2 separate regions of the Homo sapiens genome follow, and region 2 is linked to region 1. The links are chromatin loops, found by intact Hi-C in ENCODE. Cell type or tissue: sigmoid colon. All regions are shown on one strand. Each heading gives the region's core, and the rest is flanking DNA. Links, peaks and the distances in the headings are about the cores only. Region 1 has its middle 74 kb from the start of SMIM20. Region 2 overlaps TBC1D19 (TBC1 domain family member 19).

Region 1 (5,383 bases), core at 306-5,305:
GCTCCCAGCCCAACCCCAGCCCAACCTCCTTCCATCGAAAAGGGAACAGCAAAAGCTTCCAGGAAGGTAGGAAAGGGTTTGAGAATAGGAAGCAATTTGACTTTCCCATGACATTACTGGGAGATTAATGAAAAAATGGTTCCCTCTAAGAGCCTCTGAGACATGCCTTATAGGCAGGGCACCTGTGGTTCAGAACAGCCCCAGACAAAGCTGGAGAAGAAAGCAGCAAGCTCACCACCCCACCCCCCCAAGATTCCCACTCTCCCCTGAATTCCCCTCTCTGTATCCTGCAGCCCCTTTCCCTTGCAACAACAAAACAGCCATAATAATACTCACACTTACCAAATGTCTACTGTGCTAGGCCCTATTCTAAGTGCTTTTTTTTTTTTTTTTTTGACAGAGTGTTGCTCTGTCACCCAGGCTGGAGTGCAATGATGTGATCTCGGCTCACCACAACTTCTGCCTGCTGGTTTCAAGTGATTCTCCTGCGTCAGCCTTCTGAGTAGCTGGGATTACAGGTGCCTGCCACCATGCCTGGCTAATTTTTGTATTTTTAGTAGAGATGGGGTTTCACCATGTTGGCCAGGCTGGTCTTGAACTCCTGGCCTCAAGTGATCCGCCTGCCTCGGCCTCCCAAAGTGCTGGGATTGCAGGCATGAGCCACCATGCCTGGCCCTAAGTGCTTTTATATACTAATTTATTTAATCCTCTCAACAACCTGTGGGCAGAGCATGGCATTATGACCCTTTCTATTTTATATATAAAGAAGTGAATGCACAGAAGTTTGCCAGAGGTCACCTGGGAAATACTTGCTGCAGGCTGAATTTGAACCTAGGCAGTCTGGCTTGCAACCAACCCCTCATCCATTCTTCACACTGTGGAGTGGACGGCTGGTAGGGAGTTCATGGGTTAGCTCTCCATAGCTACCCCTTCACTTGTTCATTTGCTCATCCACCCAAGGAGAATTTAACACACCTATTTTGCTGACTCTGCCCCAGCCCCACACGGGATTCCCCTGTCTAATGCCTCCAGTCTTGCAGGGCAGGGAGACACTTAGAAATGACAGGGACCCTATATAATAGGATTGTGTCCAAGAGGCTCTGAGGCAAAGAACAGGGGGATTCACAGCGTAAGACAGTCAAGATCGGCTGGATAAAGGCAGTGGTGGATATGCAAGGTCTTGAAGGGCAGGTAGGTGTTTCCCAGGCAGATAAAGGGATGTTGCCTTTGGAAAATAAGAGAGAGCTATGGTGGGTATATATGGAGATGCGAGTGGGGTGAGGCAGGAGGAGAGCACAGAGGAGAAGCTAGCTGGGTGCTGTGCTGAGGAGGTGTTTCATCCTAGAGGCTATGGCATTTTAAAGCCCCTTTGGGGCTGGAAACAGCATGGTCTTCAAACTCCATAGTAGCTTCCCATCATACATAGTCTAAAACCCAAAGTCCCCACTGTGGCCTAGAAGGCTGTACATGATGTGGCCTCCCAGCCCAGGATCTCATCTTTGCTCTCATCTCCCCCCAACTATTCCTATCTTCCTGCTCTTCCTCAAACAAGCCAAGCCTATGACCTAGACATTGAACTTGCTGCTCCCTCTGCCTGGAACTCTCTTTAGCAGAGTTTGGCTTAATCGGCTAATTACATTCAGCAGAGCTTTAGCATGGCTCTCAATAAATGCTTACTTGTTAAATGAATGAATGAGGTCTATTTTATGATATTTCAATTCATTGAAAGTAAGTATACAGACAGCTCTCAGCCATCTAACTGGGCTGAATAATGAACCAGGACACACTGTCGCCCTTCGGGCTGGCCTGATGGCCCTGTTAGGTCTGGACTGTCACTGGGTTGCTAGCAAATCCTCCTGAGCGGGTGTGGGCTGCAGTCAAAGCGAGGCTGCTTAGCAATTTGGCTCCTCAGCCTGTGGCTGCAGCTAACAACACTGCTGCCACAAACACGTCTCAGTAGCAGAAAAGAAGCCGTGAAATTGCCTGAATTGAGGAGCTGACGGGAAAGTAAAAGGGGCCTGTCAAAATCCAAGTAAACTAAAAGGCAATTCCTCCTTGCCACTGATGCACTTTTGACACTTGGAAAAGGGGAGAGAAAAGTCTCTTCCACTTCGCATCCAACCTATACCCTCCTTTCCTCTGTCGTCTCCCTGCACTCATAACAGAGAGGGACGGAGAGTCCTACAAGCTGTTGGGTGACCGTGGCCCTAGGGCGAAATGAAATCGCTGGCCGCATTATTAGGGAAACATGGTCTTGACAATTCTGGATGATCAAAATAGCAATAAAGTCTTTGATGGGAAAGACAAAAAGCACCCTACTTCTCTCCCGGGTAGCAGAGTGTCCAAATAAATTGTTTCGATAATTAGCAATTCATTCATGTTCATCCGTACTCAGTACTCGCCTCTTGTCTTTGTTCTTGGTTATTTCAGAACAAAACAAAAAAAAACTAAGGTGGGCTCCCAAATTTTGCCCCCTAACTCAGTGCTCAAGTTTATTTCTCATGTTATTAGTCTTTCCTGTGAATGATAACATCAGCTGATTATAAATAAATCAAGGTCCTTTTCTAGCAGTTACTGCTAAAAGTTAATGTCTCAGGCAGGATAGGGCCTATTTCAATATGCCTTAAACATGGGATGGAGCAGCTAAGCCATTTGCGCTCAGAATGCTGGTGAAGAAATTAGGGCTTAATGAATCCTGAAACAACCAGCCTCTCCTCTCCTATATGGAGAAAAGAAAACATGGCTCGCAATTTTAAATGTGAACCAACAACTTGTTTAGAAATTGTTATTTAGAGATAGTGGCAGTGGGGGACTCTGGAAAGCAGATGTCTTCACACCTCATGAGAGACATTGTTTTCTTAGGAAAGGCTGAGGTCGCCCCTCAGAGATTCTGATGATGAAATTTGGAGCCCACGTTTCCTACAATTCTGTGCATGCGGATGGCGGGTTTTAAATGCCCAGAATGTCCAATTTGCTAGGGGCCTCTTGGGGGTTAGGTAATTGCCTGGCAGCTTCTGCGGGTTCTACTGGCAATGGGCTCAGTAGAGTTACTCCTTGAAGATTTCAAGGCAAAGTGACTTCCCAATATTTGCAAATTGGCAAGCTATGAAGGTTTTGAAAAAAGCAGATGGAGGTTGGAGAGCTCGGAGCAGGCGCCGGAAATCTCAACTCAGAGAATGCGCGGGAGCCAGTTCTCCATCGGAGCGCTAGATGGCGCCAGCAGCCTGTCCGGGCTGAACCGCCTTCACCCTCCTCGTTCTCAGGGCGAGGCTGGCCCATAAAGAAGTGACTGTGGAACAACAACAACAAAACACCCAGAAAAGGCTTCCCGTTGCTTCAGGAGCACCGAGGGTGAATGTGGAAGGTGATTGGTGACACGTCTAGCTCTGGACGGCAGCACGTGGGCTGGCCGACAGGTTAGGAACCACTGCTGTGTGCTGTGTTGCATTGCTCTCCAATTGTCAGTACCGGGACTTTCTGATGACGGAGTCTCACTCTGTCACCCAGGCTGGAGTGCAGTGGTGTGATCTCTGCTCACTGTGCCCTCCGCCTCCCGGGTTCAAGTGACTCTTCTGCCTCAGCCTCCCGAGTAGCTGGGATTACAGGCTTGCGCCACCACGCCTGGCTGATTTTTGTATTTTTAGTAGAGACGGGATCTCACCATGTAGGCCAGGCTGGTCTTGAACTCCTGACCTCAGGTGATCCCCTGGCCTCGGCCTCCCGATTAGCTGGGATTACAGTCGTCAGCCACTGTGCCCAGCTTCTGATTGTCTTTTTACTCTTTTCTATCCCTGTTCTCTACTCCAAAGGCAGCTGCTTTAATGTGATTCATGCATATCCTTGAATTCATATTATCCATAGAAAAAAATCTGTGATCTCGAGCACGCATGCATGCATGTGCGTGCGCGCGCACACACACACACACACACACATTCAAAGAGTTTGAGTAAGAATGTACTTTTTAAAAAAAGCACCTAATCCACATTAACATTGCAAATTAGAAATCCAAAATCTAGGCTGGGTATGGTAGCTCATGTCTGGAATCCCAGCATTTTGAGAGGCTGAGGCGGGAGGATTGCTTGAGGCCAAGAGTTTGAGACCAGCCTGGGGAACATAGCGAGACGCCATCTGTACAAAACAAATCAAAACAGATGTGGTGGCGTGCACCTGTAGTCCCAGCTACTCGGGAGACTGAGGTGGGATGATCCCTTGAGTTCAGGGCTGCAGTGAGCAATGATCATATACCAGTGTACTCCCACCTGGCAACACAGCAAGACCCAATCTCTCTAAAGTTAAAAAAAAAAGTTTTCATAAAAAAAGAAAAGCATGCAAAGTCTAAGAAGGACAGACAAAGAGCTCGAGGTTTCACATTGGGTTGGGACAGCACTTGGCCTCCATCCCAGGCATCTTGATTCACAGGTCAGTACTTCTTCCACCAGAGCACGCATAGATTTTTAATTCACACAAATGAGTTATTAGTCTGGATCTAGCAAGAAAATTAGAAACCACTCTAGGTCTTTCAAACAGAGAAAATTTAATATAGGGAATTGGTTACCCAAGTTGATAGGCAAACTGAGAAGACAAACAGGTGACCCAGAGATTATCAACCTCAGGAAGCCACCATGACCCCTAGGGCTGGAGCAGCAATAGGAAGGATGATGCTACTGCTTTATGGCTGGGACTCCAATGTAGGGACCGCTGGCAGGATCTGAAACAGTCGAGGAGGGGCCATCTGACAGAAGGCAGAGCCAAGGAAGAGAAACAGGGTTGTGGGAGCTACCGGAGGAAAGACATAGAGAAACACCCTGGCTCTCCCTTCTTCCCCTCTCTAATCTTCTACCAGTTTCCCATTCCCTAAACCAACCCACAAGCCAGAGCCATGAGAGCTGGCAATTGTAGTTCCCTAGGATATAAGGAAGAGCAGAGGAAAGGCAGAGATGGATTGAGAACAAACTGGCAGTTTGGCATAGGCAGAATGGTGATGTGCTGAAGGTCCTGCTGTTATAAATGTTCATGTGTGAGGCCAGGCGTGGTGGCTCACACCTGTAATCCCAGCACTTTGGGAGGCCGAGGCGGGCGGATCACCTGAGATTGGGAGTTCCAGATCAGCCTGACCAACATGGAGAAACCAACATGGAGAAACCCCATCTCTACTAAAAATATAAAATTAGCGGGGCGTGGTGGCAGGTGCCTGTAATCCCAGCTACTCCGGAGGCTGAGGCAGGAGAATCGTTTGAACCCGGGAGGCGGAGTTCGCAGTGAGACGAGATCGCACCATTGCACTCCAGCCTGAGCAACAAGAGAACAAGAGTGAATCTCTGTCTCAAAATTAAATAAATAAATAAATAAATAAATGCCCGTGTGTGTGTGTGTGTGTGTGTGT
Region 2 (5,383 bases), core at 229-5,228, 730 kb after region 1:
TTTATTAGGCAACCACTTGTTCTACTGCTGCTGCTGTCCTTTCTAAGTACCACGAGTTGCCTTCCCTCCCACCCTGACATGCCTAACTGCGTGATGCATCCCAGTATGAGTCAAGTTCATTTCCTGCACTTCCCAAATTGCTCTATGTCACAATAGTTACTCAGGGTCTTCTCCATACATTTTTCATCTGTTAAATTTCCCCCAGGTGCTTCTCTTGTCCAGATAGAAAACACAAGAGAAGAGTCAACTGTTAGTTAGCAGTTTGCATTTTCTGCTCTTCAAAGTTGAGGTAGCAAATGGTGAGAACTCTTTGGAAGAATTTGGCATCCCACTGTAATGCTTACCAAAGGTATACCGATAAAGGGCATTCTTCCCACCGCAAGGCACGGTACTTGAACTTGAAGGATGCCTCCTGAGTAGGAAATAATGAATTACCTGGTTTTATAATAGTGCTTAATTGCTATTTTTTTTCCAATGTTATATTCAGGTATTACTTTGTTTTTCCCGGGATACATCTGTGTTGAGTCACTTTGCATTCAACAGTGCCTCGCCACCAAAATCATACATAAGAGGTAAATTTTTAATAATTTTAAGGAAGTATTAAGACTTACATAATCATGCCAAGAATATTTGTTTTATTTTTGGAGATAGTGGTGTTGCCAAATTATTATAAATTACTTAAGATTTCTCTCAGATGACCGTAATTATCCTTTCATACCTCAAATCAGTGCCCAAGTAATTTATCACAAATCACGGGAAAGTGGTTCCCAGAAGCAGCATTTCAAGTTACTTTCTCTGTCTTCCCTGTGTGCTCTACCCTTTATTGTTGTTTTTATGTCATATCTGTTGACTTTTCTTTTTCTTTCTAAGTTTATAACACAGATTTGCTTTTTCTACTTTTTTTAACAATCTATACTTCTCTCAAAACGCTCCACCACACACAAAACTTTGATACAATTTATATGCTTTTAGCTCTCCAATGTCTAGTTTAGTTATTTTTCTCCTCTTTATCACCAGCTGCTTATAAAATATCAATATCCTGCCATCATCTGAAGATACAATTAACTTCAGCTGAATGCCCTTCCCAACTTTTCCTTTTTATTAAATGGTGAACACCCAACACTGAAAGCTCAGACTTCATTGTGTATGGTCATTCTGCCATTTCCATGAAGAAAGAAACTTTCTCCTGTATCTCTTATGTCTGAACTATCTGCCTGATTGCTCCACCTCCTACCCTAGGAGAGGCCACATAACCTTGTGCTGGATTTCAGCTACCCCTAACATAAGGTTTTCTTAGGTCCATTGCTTCTAAATTGAATTTATGGAAACCTTTTGTTTGTTTCTTTAAGTCTTCTGCTGAAAAACTGATTGTAAACTGAATTATCTACTGAGCTCACCTCTAAACTCAGCCAGGATTTTAAGGCCTTTGACCAGTTGATACTGTCCTAACCTAACTAACTTTGCTTCCCTGATTATTCCACAATACCCCATATTCGTTCTAGCCTCCCTATAGTCCCTGCATGTGGAAGGCTTCCCACTTTCCAACCTTAAAAATCATAGGTCCTTGAAGAACTAGCCAGTACCTCACCATGTCCACCAACCCATCATCTATTTCTCTCTCCTCTGAACTTCTAAACACTTAAAGTCTGTGCTAGAAAAGTTAGCAAATATACCCTAATGTTTCATGGTTTAGTCTGGACTATAAACCACATGGTTGAGAGAACATATATATGTTTGCCTCTCAGCATCTAGCCCAGTAATCAATTTTATCTACTTACCTACCTACCTATTCATTATTCCATTCTCTTCTTGCTCACAAGATCAATCCTTTTTGTTTCCACCCTAACCTGAACTGCTCACACTTCTTATTCTTCATTTCGTCTCTGTCACCACCCCTAACAAGAATAAAAAGAACTTTTTTTAACTAAAAATATTACTCTTAGCCCAGTATAAAAATACAAGTGACTTTTCAATAAACTCAAAAGTGTTAGAAAAACTGTCAAAGTAAAAGCTATTTAAAGATATTCAGTGGAAGGTGGAAAAAACTGAGAACTTTTAAGAGTTTTAAAGGAAAGATACTTTTTAAAACTCTCTTAAATATTTGACTATTGTGAATATACTTTACTTTTCTGGGACAACTCTGATTTCAAATATTCAGCCCCATTCTGAAATCATGTGAACTGTTTTGGTATTCAGAAAATATGACCACCATACAGCTAGTCATTTAATTTTTAACTTTCAGCACATTCCATAAAAGTGTACACACAGTATTACAAAGCTTAAGACTTGCTTTAATGAATAGATTAGACTTATTTGTAATTAGCAAAACAATTTTATGCATAATAAATAGATACTTCTCTTCTTAAGTGCCTAAGGAACTTGAAAGCGTTTGTTCTTTTGGTTGTTTTGTGTCGCTTCTGTTGTACTTATGTTCGTGTTACTTTAATTGATGAAAGGGTTTGCTAATACCAAAAGATTGGCTGGTACATTTTTAAGTTAATTTCATATCATGAAATGACATATCAGTTTATAGTAGTTTTTAAAATTCCGTTGTTAGTACATTCACAAAATAAGTTGATTTTTAAAGATTTATTTACTTAATCATATTGAAATCCTCTATGGTTTTCTCTTATAGGAAAACTAGGACTGGAAGAATATGCTGTCTTTTACCCACCAAATGGTAAGAGTAATGCTATTGCTTCCTCTAGTGGGAAGTGAAAAAATTACAACTTTTATAATCAAAATGTGACTTTCTTATTCTCTTTAATGGATAATCATTTATTATCTAAAATAAACCTTCCATAGAATGTATAATTTAATGAAATCCTCCACATTTGTGGTAGGTTTGTGCTAAATTATGCATACTCTCTCTGATTCTCCCTGGGACCAACAGTAAACCTGTGAGAAAGCTGAGTATGCTTAGATCTAAGTCCAAGGCACTTCATTTTCCTGTGAAGAACACTAGCTAATCCAATGCAGACCTTCCTTTTGGGTTTTTTGGAGCTGGGCTTTACTCAATTGAGTGGATTATCTTGTATTGCACCTTATTGTTCTCATAATTTGACCAATGTAGTATTTATGAAACAAAAATATTATTAAAAGGTATCACTGAAATCACCTATTTTGATGTTATAAAGTGATCAAATATATAATGACCTCATTAGACATTAAATATTCTTTTGAGATAACTAGACAGGTTTTAAGATATGCTTCTTGGAAAAGCAATATATAGCAGTCCTTATGATAATATTAAGTTGCATCCTGAAGAAGTTCTTTTACTCCAGCAGAGTTAAGAACATGGGTTTTGTAATCCAGCAGACTTGGGTTCAGATCCCAATTCTTCCAGCTTATCCTATGACCTTAAGTAAGTTACATGACTTCTCTGAACTTCAGGTTCATCATCTGTACCATGTGGATAATAGATTACATGAGATATGGTATATAAAACCACAAAGTGCCTGACATGTAGTGAGTGCTCAGAAGATGTAGCTGTTATGAGTGTGTTTAACTTTACTGATCACTATATCTAAAACTCATACGTGGCTTTGGCTTTCATGGCGCTGTTCTCTCCCTGTGTCTCTCAATATGGAATCTCAGTTTCATGGGCCATCTACCTCTGTCCCTCTTTTAATATCTCACTCTTGTTCTGCTGCTCTTCTCTTTTCTTACTTTTATCTAGGGGCTGCCATTTGCTTTTATGATTCTATCTATTGTTAATTACTCTAAAATATATCCAGTTCGTACCTCTCCCATAACTACCTAAAGCTTAATATGTCCCAGCCTGAACTCACTGTTTTATCTTCTTATGCCCACCCCCAAAAGAAAAAAGAAGAAACTAAATTAAAAAACAAAAAACAAAAACCCACCTATTTCTCTCTCAGTTAATTGAATTGTCATCTTCCTAGTAACTCAAGGCCATCCTAGATTTCTCTCCACCTTGTCCCCAACTCATCTAATAAGTCGCGAGGACCTTCCAATTTTATCTTCCAAATACGTCTGGAACCCTCTCTTCCACACCATCCCCGCTGCCTTGTCTCCTTTCAGTTCTTACTATCTCTAGCTTGTTAATTGCAACAACCATCTAACTGGTCCCTCTTCCCACAGTCTTTTCTAGTTTTGCTGTCTTTTACACTGCTCATTTGAGTTATACATCTAAAGTGAAAATCTGCAAATTGCCATTTTTCTCAAAGTGTTCTTAATGGCTTCCCATCTCTTAACAAGTGATATTCAAGCTTCTCAGCATGACATATGAGGACCTCTTGAGTCTGATCCCTATAGTCTACCTCCTAGCTTCATTTTCCACTATTTCCCATCTCATTTTTAATTATAGCAATATCAAACTATTTATTATTTATACCCACAGCTACATACTCTCACGAAAGCACTATGCTGCTTCCTGTCTCATCACTTCTCATGTTTCCATGCTTAGAATAGCCCATCTAACCTTTCTTCACCTGGCTGTCATCAAGCTCAGTTTAGGCATGATCCTCTTTCAGGAAGCTTTCCCTGAATCCCCAGGTTAGGCTAAGGGCCCTTCCTCTAGACTCCCATAGTACCTGGTCTAAACTCTTTGGTATCTCTAGCTATGTTATCTTGATATTGTTTGTTTATACTTTATCTCCTCCTCTTAATTGCAAGCTTCTTGTAGTTCAGAGCCATATCATTCATTTTTGTTGCCTCAGTATCTAGCATGTAATAGGACTGTAATGAGTATTTATTTGAACTCAATTAGAGGTTTGTTAATTTTAACTTTATATATTACCATTGTTACATCTATTATCCCAGAAACTTACTTTTATAGTAACTTTTTATATTTTATCTAAGAAGCAAGAAACAATAACAAAATACCTCTGAATAGCCAAAAGAGTTGTCCATGGACTCAAGTTCTTCTCTCCATCCATAGAAGTGTTTTTTCAACTTAGTTTAGAATATATTAGCTTTTACTTAACACACATGTCTAACAAATTGGTTAACTCTTTTTTATGCCTCCTACAAAAATAGAAGCATGGAAAAGGCTGATATAGATATGAAAAAATAGCAACAACAGTGAGAAGTAAAAAGGAGACTTCACAAAGGAAAATACAGGAGCTATAAAACAGCGTATTAGACCACTCCAGCAAATCAGTCTGGGGCCATTTTATGTAAAAGCTAGTAACACTGTGCCCTTTAAGAAGGTATCACTAAGTTGCAGCATATTATAATTTAGCATCTTTATAATGAGCTCAAGACACCAAAAAAAATCTCGCTATAGTAATAATTGTAACAGTATAGTTATAGCAGCAGCAGCAAACATTTTCCAAGCAGTACTATATCCCAGGCAATGTGTTAAGTATATGACATATATTAATTCATTTAGTCCTTACAAGAACCTATGAGGAAGGTA

The links. A loop is a pair of places that touch in the nucleus more often than their neighbours do. Peaks named below come from ENCODE experiments on the same cell type or tissue, not always from the same donor. Only the 100,000 strongest peaks of a DNase experiment are listed, where the experiment ranks them.
Region 2: it touches region 1 in a loop (4-fold over the local background); 13 of 110 quality-filtered maps call a loop at or near these places.

Annotation. Positions count from the first base shown.
Region 1 is chr4:25,985,095-25,990,477 of GRCh38, forward strand. No RefSeq gene overlaps it. Among named protein-coding and RNA genes, the nearest start is that of SMIM20, 74 kb to the left of the region's middle. RefSeq lists an enhancer at 3,282-3,481. In sigmoid colon, for the core only: a CTCF peak has its summit at 3,199 (motif pointing right); a DNase peak (open chromatin) is centred at 3,207; H3K27ac peaks cover 227 bases.
Region 2 is chr4:26,717,446-26,722,828 of GRCh38, forward strand. TBC1D19 (TBC1 domain family member 19) reads left to right here. Exons shown (of 21, transcript NM_018317.4): 14 at 488-572; 15 at 2,636-2,680. Among named protein-coding and RNA genes, the nearest start is that of TBC1D19, 140 kb to the left of the region's middle. In sigmoid colon, for the core only: a CTCF peak has its summit at 2,700; no DNase peak of the experiment used is centred there.